3 separate regions of the Homo sapiens genome follow, and all the other regions are linked to region 3. Evidence: chromatin contacts called from ENCODE Hi-C or POLR2A ChIA-PET data. All regions are on one chromosome and are shown on one strand. Each heading gives the region's core, a stretch centred on a gene start or an enhancer-like site at or near the end of the contact. The rest is flanking DNA. Distances are from core to core; before and after follow the strand shown.

Region 1 (2,700 bases), core at 140-2,639, 390 kb before region 3:
CTTAGTGCTAGAGGCACAAAATTCCCAGCTGGCTAGCCCACCATGCCCACCTTCATTTTGGCAGCTGACATCACTTGTTCCAGACGATTTCCAGGCACATGCCCCCTTCCTCCTCTGCGCTTCCTTCTCAGGATGGCCCTGGGTCTTAGGCACCAGCCACACCCTCAGTCCCCAAGACCCCACTACCTGGGTTGGCCTCTCCTCCTCCCTTTGGGGCAGGAGTTTGAGCAGCTGCAACAGTGCTGTGGGTTCCCCACGCTGAATCTAAATCAGACTTGAAATGCAGTAGAATGTTAATGTCTCCTTCTGGTACTTCTCTTCAGGGAGATGGTTTAAACTGGGAGTAGCCACTGTGGCTCTGGCTCTATTGACCTTGTTCCTGTTCCAGTGTTCTTGTTATCTGTTATCTGGGCTGGGTCCTGGGTCCTTGCTTCAGGGCCAGAGGAAGCAGGCCAACATGGATCAAGTCCCATGTCCCCTTCTCAGCTGGTGACTTTTGAGAAGGACCTGATCTCTCTGAGGCCCCATTTTTGCAACAAGGAGGGCCAGAGGTCACGGATACCAAGCTCTTTCCACAGTGCCTTGCATAGGATGGACACAAACATAGCTGTTACTGTTGTTAACTTTAGTTTCTGAAAAATATGGTTGCTCAGAATTTGTTCAATACCTTGCAAAATCTAGGTTGGCTGCTTTGCCTGGTGTTCTGGAGTGGCTGCCCATCGCTCAGGAATGCAGCCTCTCTCATGACCTGCCTGGTCTGTCCTGCAGCGGTGCTTTCCAGCACTGCTCTATTAGTGGGAGGGCAGCTGTCAAGGGGATGTCATGCTGTAATATCCTGGGCAGGAAGACTTTCTGATCAATGTCTAAGTTGAAACTTGCAGCCCTACTCACTGGGCTGAAACAAGGGCACCATGAAATACCCAAGTGGCAACATCATCCTCCCTGGGTAGTACCATGAAACGTCTACACTGCACCTGTACCCTGGAGACTAGGGTCAGTTGCTATTTAGCTGTTTCACACCCCATCTAATTTAGGCTATGCTCTCTCATCTGACCCTCATAACTTTGCAAGAGAGATAGCCAACATACACCTCCCCTTTTACAGATTGGTGGGTGGAAGCCCGGGGAAGTAAGTGACTTGCCCAGGGTCACCTCTCTGGTCAAAGTAGAATCAGCTTTAGTGGCCTTTTGACCCCTGTTCAGCACCTGTTCACTCAATCCAGCCGCTGTGTGTCATGGAGCAAAACTGCCAAGCCTTTGTGGGACAGAAGCTCCTTCTGGCAGGTGGCCAGGCCGGAACCTGGTACATCTTACAGCAAGGCCTCTGCACGTGCGACATCCTGCCTGCCCTTGTTGGAGGCAGAAAAATAGCCTTGCTCCACAATGAGCTCCCACAAATAGCACTTCTCTCTAATCAAACAGCTCTCTAATTTAGAGGGAGTTTCCGGGCGGGCCTGTTTTCTGTCTTTCTTGGTTTGACTCACTCCAACAAGGCTTGCTCTGTTGTGTCAGAGACAAAATATAGCCCTGTTCCAACCTGAGATGTCGAATAACTTTTCTTGTAAGTTAATCATAAGGTGGACTTTCCTTGCCAAATATTCCGACCAGTCCTGCTGGCTCAAGGGGAGAAACAAGATTCTGAGAGAGTGTCTATCCTATGTCAATGTGGTGATTCATTGTCTAAATGAGATCAAATTGTCGAAATATGAATTAAAATTAAATTTAGTGCAGTTTTACTGTTTTGAAGGAAAATTATGATGACAAAGCAGGTGTTCTCCACCTTAAGGAAATCCCTGAACATAATGTTATAAGTGCACAAAAATGATGTTCCAGAAACTTCCATTTTATATTAAACAGTTAAAAAAAATCCAAAAAGAGAATAGGAAGTGGAAATATTATTTGATTCTACACCGTGCAAGGTGCAGTTGGGGAGACTACCCAAGTTTTGAGGCAAAAGAAGAAAGGAAAATGTCAAAAGATTTTAGCAAAAACAAATTAAAAAACTGCATGGAACAAAAAGCCAGAATTCAAAGGGAATTGGGAAAAATATTTTTCAATAAATATGTCCAAATGGTGTAAAAGTTGCTTGCAAACCTGTAAGAAAAGCTCAAGATCCTAAATCAAGAGCAGAAATCAAGAAAATCCTAAATCAAGATCCAAAAAAAAAAAAAATCCTAAATCAAGAGAAGGAGCTATCCTTCCATCATAAATGAGAAAACTCCTTAGACAAACATGGGAAGTGTCCATTATCACTAGAAATCAGAGAAATGCAAATCAAAAAGGAATCAGCTTTTTCTTCATTAAATGAGTCATTTTAAAAAAATTGACAAGTGGTGTTAAGGAGGGTGACGTAGGTATTCTCATTTGTTGAGTGGCATAGCTGTGGTGTAGTACTAACTTGTCAAAAATCATTTTGACAGTAAGTATTAAATAGCCTTGAAAATGGTCCTTTTCCATGACCTGGTAATTCCAGCTTTAGAAATTCAACCCCAAAATGAAAGTCTAAGAATAAAAAACCATTATGCACAAATACATTTTTAGCAGTGTCATTTCTATATTAAACTGAGAAAGAAATGAGATCTTTAGATGTTAGGGAAATGGCTAAGTAAACATCGGCTTATTTCCTCACTGGAATAGTATGAGAATATAAATATGAAAAATTTAGATTAAGTAAATTAAGAATACAAAATTATAATATAAT
Region 2 (2,700 bases), core at 124-2,623, 410 kb before region 3:
GGCCCTTGTAGCCAAACCCATTTTCTTCTCACCACCACCCCCTTCTTAACTGCTGGCAACCACTCATCTGTTCTCTATTTCTATAATTTTGTCATATCAAGAATGTTACATTGATGAAGAATGTCATATCAAGAATGTAACCTTTTGGGATTTTTTTTTTTTTTTCACTCAGCGTACTTCTCTGGAGATTCATCCAGGTTGGTGTGTGTGTCGATAGTTTGTTCTTTTTATTTCTGAGGATGCTGTGGTGTGGATGTACCACACTTTGTTTAACTATTCACTTGCTGAAGGATATCCGGTCTGTTTCCAGTTTTTGGCTACCCAACATACATGTACAGTTTTCCATGTGAACTTAAGCTGTCATTTTTCTGGGACAAATGCAAGGAATGCAATTTCTGGGCTGAATGGTTGTTACAGGTGTCTCCTTTGAGAAACTGTAAAGCTCTATTCTAGAGTGGCTGAGCCTCTTTACATTCCCACCAGCCACGTCTGAGTGACCCAGTTTATCTGTATCCTTGCCAGCATTTGGGGATGTCACTATTTTTTATTTTAGCCACCCTGAAAGGCATGAGGGATATTTTACTGTAGTTGCATTTTGCATTTCTCTAACAGCGATAGAAGTCAAACATTTTCTCATGGGATTGTTTGCCACCTGTACATTCTCTTTAGTGAAATGTCTGTATTTTTTTTTTTTTCATTTCTCCAACAGGATTGTGTGGTTTTTGCTGTTGAGTTTTTAGAGTTCTTTAGAGTCTGGATAGTAGTCCTTTGTTGGATATGTGGTTTACAAATATTTTCTCCCAGTCTGTTTGACTTTTTATCCTCTTTATATGTTTGTTTACAGAACATCAGTTTTTAATTTTGGTAAAGTCAAGTATAGTATGTCAAGTTTTACTAATATAGACGGTGCCTCTTGTGTCAAGTCTAAGAACTCTGTCTATTCTTAGATCCCAAAGATTTTTCTTGTGGGTTTTTTCTGAAGTCTTCTAGCTTACATTTTACATTTAGGTTTGTGGTTCATTTTGAGTTAATTTTTGAATAAAAGGTGAGGTTTATTTTAGTTTTATTTTCTGCCAGTGGAAGTCCCATTGACCCAGCACCATTGATTGAAGAAACTGTCCTTCCGCCGTTGAATTACTTTTGCACTTTTGTCAAAAATCAACTGAGCATGCCTGTGTGGGTCTATTTCTGGGCTCTCTGTTCTGTTTCATTGATCTGTGTCTGTCCTTGCACCAATACCACACTGCCTTGTTGACTGTAGCACTGGGATTTCAAATATTCCAATTCTGATTGTTCTCTTGCCAGCGCACTTCTGCTGCGGCCCCCAGAAGGCTGACTCACGTGTCTGTCCTTGCCTTTCAGATCTCTATGTGTATGCTGTCCTCGTGTGCTGCGTGGGGATCCTCAGCATTCTGCTCTTCATGCTGGTCATCGTCTGGCAGTCTGTGTTTAACAAGCGGAAATCCAGAGGTAAGAAAACAGATAAGGTCATGTCTGGGATGGGAGCACACCCCGACCACAGACGGGCGGAAGATGCTAGACAAAGTACCACCTTGGTGGAAAAGTGCATTGTGAGTCAGGGATTATTTACCTGTGACTGTGGGCAAAGTGAGCAAGCTGTGTTTCCCTTGGACTCTGCTAAAATACACTGTGGCCATCATTGACATCACTGAATTTCCCCTTTCTCGGTTTCTGAGGCCCCTTCCTGCTGTCAATCTCCCTGAAGAGTCTGTGGCATCAGATGAGCCTAGGGTTGGATTTTGACTCTGCAGTTTGAGGCTGAGGTTTTGGGCAAGTTCCCGAGCCATTCTGAACATGGGTTTCCTCATTTATGAAAGGAGATTGACACCCTCTTCCCTCAGTGGAATGTTCTTATGAGCGTTCACTGGCAGGCAGGTGGCACTTGGGAAGTCTCCCCAGTTCTTTCCCTGACCAGTCTGAGAGTTCCCTTCCGTCTCCTTTCACTTTGGTGTCCCTGTTTCTCTGCACTCTGCCTTCAGCCCCTTCCTGCCTTCCTCTCAGGAAAGTGTAGTTCTCATGACTCTCATATCTCTATGAACACTGCCTGATTTCTCGAGAGTCTCTGCTTCTCCCCGAGCCCCGATTTCACTTGCCCAGCAGCTCCTGTTGGAGGTCTCCTTTGAGAGCCTCTCCCTGCATCCTGCTTCAGAATCTCCAAAACAGCTTGGGGACACTGTGGCTCCCAGAGATGACCAGGGTAAGAGCCGAGCTCTGGAAATGGACCGACTCCGGTTCCAGTGGCTCCCTTACTTACAGGCTGACAACCTCCTTCTGTGCCTGCTTTCCTCATCTGCGACATGGAGGAGGCAGGAGTGCACCAGTCTCAGGCTCATAGTGAGGACTAAGTTACCAAAAGAAAGATGCTAAAACCTGTAACACAGGCTCCAGCGAATGTCCTGCTTTTATGTTGACATATGGCTCTAATTATACACAATAATTGTCACTGTTAGCTCAAGGTCATAGAGCTTGGAAATATTAGATTCAGTGGTCACAGTTTGAGGGGCCACTCCAACAGTGACTCTGTGCAGCATTAATGCAGGGGTGTGGGCAAGCCTAAGGGACAATGAGGGAGGTGACACATCCAATGACAAGTACCCATGGGATGCTGTTTCCATCCTAGACCTTAAGGGACAAGGAGAGGGGAGGTTCCTGGAATGCACCATGCGTTAGCTGCAGCTT
Region 3 (2,709 bases), core at 175-2,674:
TGTGGTTGATCCAGAAAGAAGAAAGATACTTCTGTGCCATTAAAACTAAAATTAAATTATATAAACATATAATTTAATAACTTATGTTATTATACAAAGGTAATTAATACTCAAAATGCACCACTCTATTACATTTTGCTGTTACCTAAATAGGCGAGGCACGCCTGTAGTTCTGAGTGGTGGAAACCCTCTATCCTGGTGGCTACTGCATGTTCCTTCCCAACTCTGCATGTAGGGATGTCATGTTGGTAGCTTCCAATTGTCCACAGAGGGAGAATTTACACCATGGAAATTGGAAAACCCTACAAACAAGGGCTTGGTTTATTGTTTTGTTCGTTAGACTTCAGAAAAGGGAGGTTAATAATGTAGATTAAACTTAAATTGTGCTATGTCTATAGCCCTTGCATTGTGAATAGTGCAAAGATTGAGATAATATTTTTCCCATATTTGAAAACTATTATCCAAGTAAACAAAGTCACTCACACCCGTTGACAAATGAGTGAAGTTCCAATATAAGCTAGTGCTGAATCTGAAAGTGGCTGCAGGATAATCAATATAGTTTGTATGGGAAGGAGACATCACTTAGCAGCAGATTACACATCAGATTTCATGACTATAAATGTATTAGATAAAGTGCTGTGGATTGGAATGCAACTCCATTTGTCAAATAATGGTTAAATTGAGACCATAGATTGGCTAGGGATACCAATGTTTGGCAAAAATCAGTGAAAGCATTCTGTTAGAATCAATCAACTATAAGGAATTTACAACATAGAGTATTGCCTGTTTTATTATTATTATTTGTAAAGTGTTCATTACACATCCTTTATAGCAGTAAAATTTATAACAATCATAAATATGTATATATATATATATATTTATATTCTTTTTTTTAGGGGTGGGTTAAGCATTTACCAGCACACCACTATATCAGAGGTTTGTCTGATCTTACCACTACCTCACATAAGAGAGTAGGAGGAAATGAAGAGGAATGCTTCTTCCTCCCTGGCTCTGGGGCCAATAGGGTCCCAGGGGTTTTCAGACTCATTGGTAACATAAGAAGGACTCATCACCAGAGAAGCAGGGTGAGAAGCAGCTGGTAGGGCAGGTTATTTCCAGAGCCTCTGCATCTATAAATAGGGGTTGTAGGACCCTCCCTGCCTGCCCTCATGAGCAGTTGCGACATTTGGGATGACATCAGGCCCAGGGAAGGCAAAACAGTGGCAATATTTGCTTCTTAAGGAGGAGTCCCCATCCCCACCACCAAATACCAAGAAGACGTGTGGCTCAAATGACCCATGCCACCCACCCGCAGCAGGGCCTACCAAAAGCTAGCCCAATTCTGAGGTATGGGGAAGGGCAGGGAGGTGAAGCCACTTCTGCTTTTTGCCCTCGTCTGCTGAAGGACCAGCCCAGGGGGCACATTTGAATTCTCAAACCTTAGCCGCAGATTCACTTCAAGTTTTGAGAAGAAATTCACGGGCAGTTTCATTATAACTGGCTGGGTCCTCTGCAGAAGTGCCTCTCTGTGCTTCCGGAGAAACTGTGAAATGTGGGGATAATTGCTGTAAATATTGATGGGCGTAACTTTGTCACCCACCAAGATCAATTGCCTTTTGCTTCCAGAAATTTCTTGTGAAAAACCCCAAAATTAAAATATTTGTTATTTACCCTTCTGTGAATTTATCCTAAGAAAATGATCCAACATTGAGAAGGCTTCTTATACATTTGCTTCAAACCTTTTTTTTTTTTTTTTTTTGAGGCGGAGTCTTGCTCTGTCGCCCAGGCTGGAGTGCAGGGCGCGATCTCGGCTTACTGCAAGCTCTGCCTCCAGGGTTCATGCCATTCTCCTGCCTCAGCCTCCCAAGTAGCTGGGACTACAGGTACCCACCTCCCCGCCTGGTTAATTTTTTGTATTTTTAGTAGAGACGGGGTTTCACGGTGTTAGCCAGGACGGTCTTGATCTCCTGACCTGGCCATCTGCCCGCCTCGGTCTCCCAAAGTGCTGGGATTACATGAGTGAGCCACCACACCCGGCCTTCAAACCATTTTTTAAATGATAGAAGAATATGGGCCCATAAATAAACACAAAAGTAACTCCTCATGTGGAAAAGTGCTCTCTGCATATTGGAAATAATCTGAAGTGTTCAATCTTAGACTTTAAAGTAACATGGTATACAGTGAGTAATATGCTGTTTCAGACATCATTTTTAATACCGTAAGGATATGCTTAATTTATAATGTTAAGTTAGAAAGCAGGTGAGCAGTCTGGCTGCAGGCACCGGCTCTGGGGTTGAAGTGCCTGGGTGGGAGTCCTGCCTCTGTGCCTTACTGGCTGCCTGACCTTCAGTTCTGTAAGCCTCGGCTTCCTCATCTATCCAATGGGTACTACAGCAGTAGCCTTCTTTCTGAGTGGTTTCAAGGGAAGCAGTGGAATGGCTCCCAGCACCCAGCACATAGTGAGTCTTCAACATTATTTATAACCAGCTTTGTCACTGCATCCATGGCAAATCAATCCACTGACAAAACGCTGGAGAGAAATGCTACAAACTGCCCAGTCTTAGTATCTGAAGCAGTTAAAATAATACAGGGAAGAGATCTTACTGTGTGGAAATCTCATGAAATGAACAGCATACTCACTGCTAAAGGAGACTTGTGGCTGTCAGCTAACCATTTACTTAAATATCAGGCTCTATTACTTGAAGGGCC

What was found. A loop is a pair of places that touch in the nucleus more often than their neighbours do. ChIA-PET counts read pairs that join two places held with the same protein, here RNA polymerase II (POLR2A). Pooled maps may share reads with other maps.
Region 1: a pooled map shows a loop between it and region 3 (4-fold over the local background). The contact joins two enhancer-like sites. A Hi-C loop is called at or near these places in 4 of 37 single-sample maps with no recorded cell type and 4 of 50 pooled maps.
Region 2: a loop to region 3 is called in a pooled map, with 4 times the contacts of the local background. The contact joins two enhancer-like sites. A Hi-C loop is called at or near these places in 2 of 50 pooled maps. POLR2A ChIA-PET finds 5 or more read pairs at or near these places in 2 of 52 experiments (Caco-2 and K562).

Annotation. Positions count from the first base shown.
Region 1 is chr10:49,051,905-49,054,604 of GRCh38, reverse strand. The region is part of intron 5 of VSTM4 (V-set and transmembrane domain containing 4); the gene reads left to right. Among named protein-coding and RNA genes, the nearest start is that of VSTM4, 62 kb to the left of the region's middle. RefSeq lists enhancers at 968-1,077, 1,088-1,187. Within about 2 kb of position 1,389, at least 5 of the 41 ENCODE cell types and tissues checked have a DNase peak (open chromatin) inside an H3K27ac peak, as active enhancers do.
Region 2 is chr10:49,075,989-49,078,688 of GRCh38, reverse strand. VSTM4 (V-set and transmembrane domain containing 4) reads left to right here. Exons shown (of 8, transcript NM_001031746.5): 4 at 1,363-1,470. Among named protein-coding and RNA genes, the nearest start is that of VSTM4, 38 kb to the left of the region's middle. Within about 2 kb of position 1,373, at least 2 of the 41 ENCODE cell types and tissues checked have a DNase peak (open chromatin) inside an H3K27ac peak, as active enhancers do.
Region 3 is chr10:48,666,851-48,669,559 of GRCh38, reverse strand. No RefSeq gene overlaps it. Among named protein-coding and RNA genes, the nearest start is that of WDFY4, 17 kb to the left of the region's middle. RefSeq lists an enhancer at 991-1,110 and a silencer at 1,311-1,360. Within about 2 kb of position 1,424, at least 5 of the 41 ENCODE cell types and tissues checked have a DNase peak (open chromatin) inside an H3K27ac peak, as active enhancers do.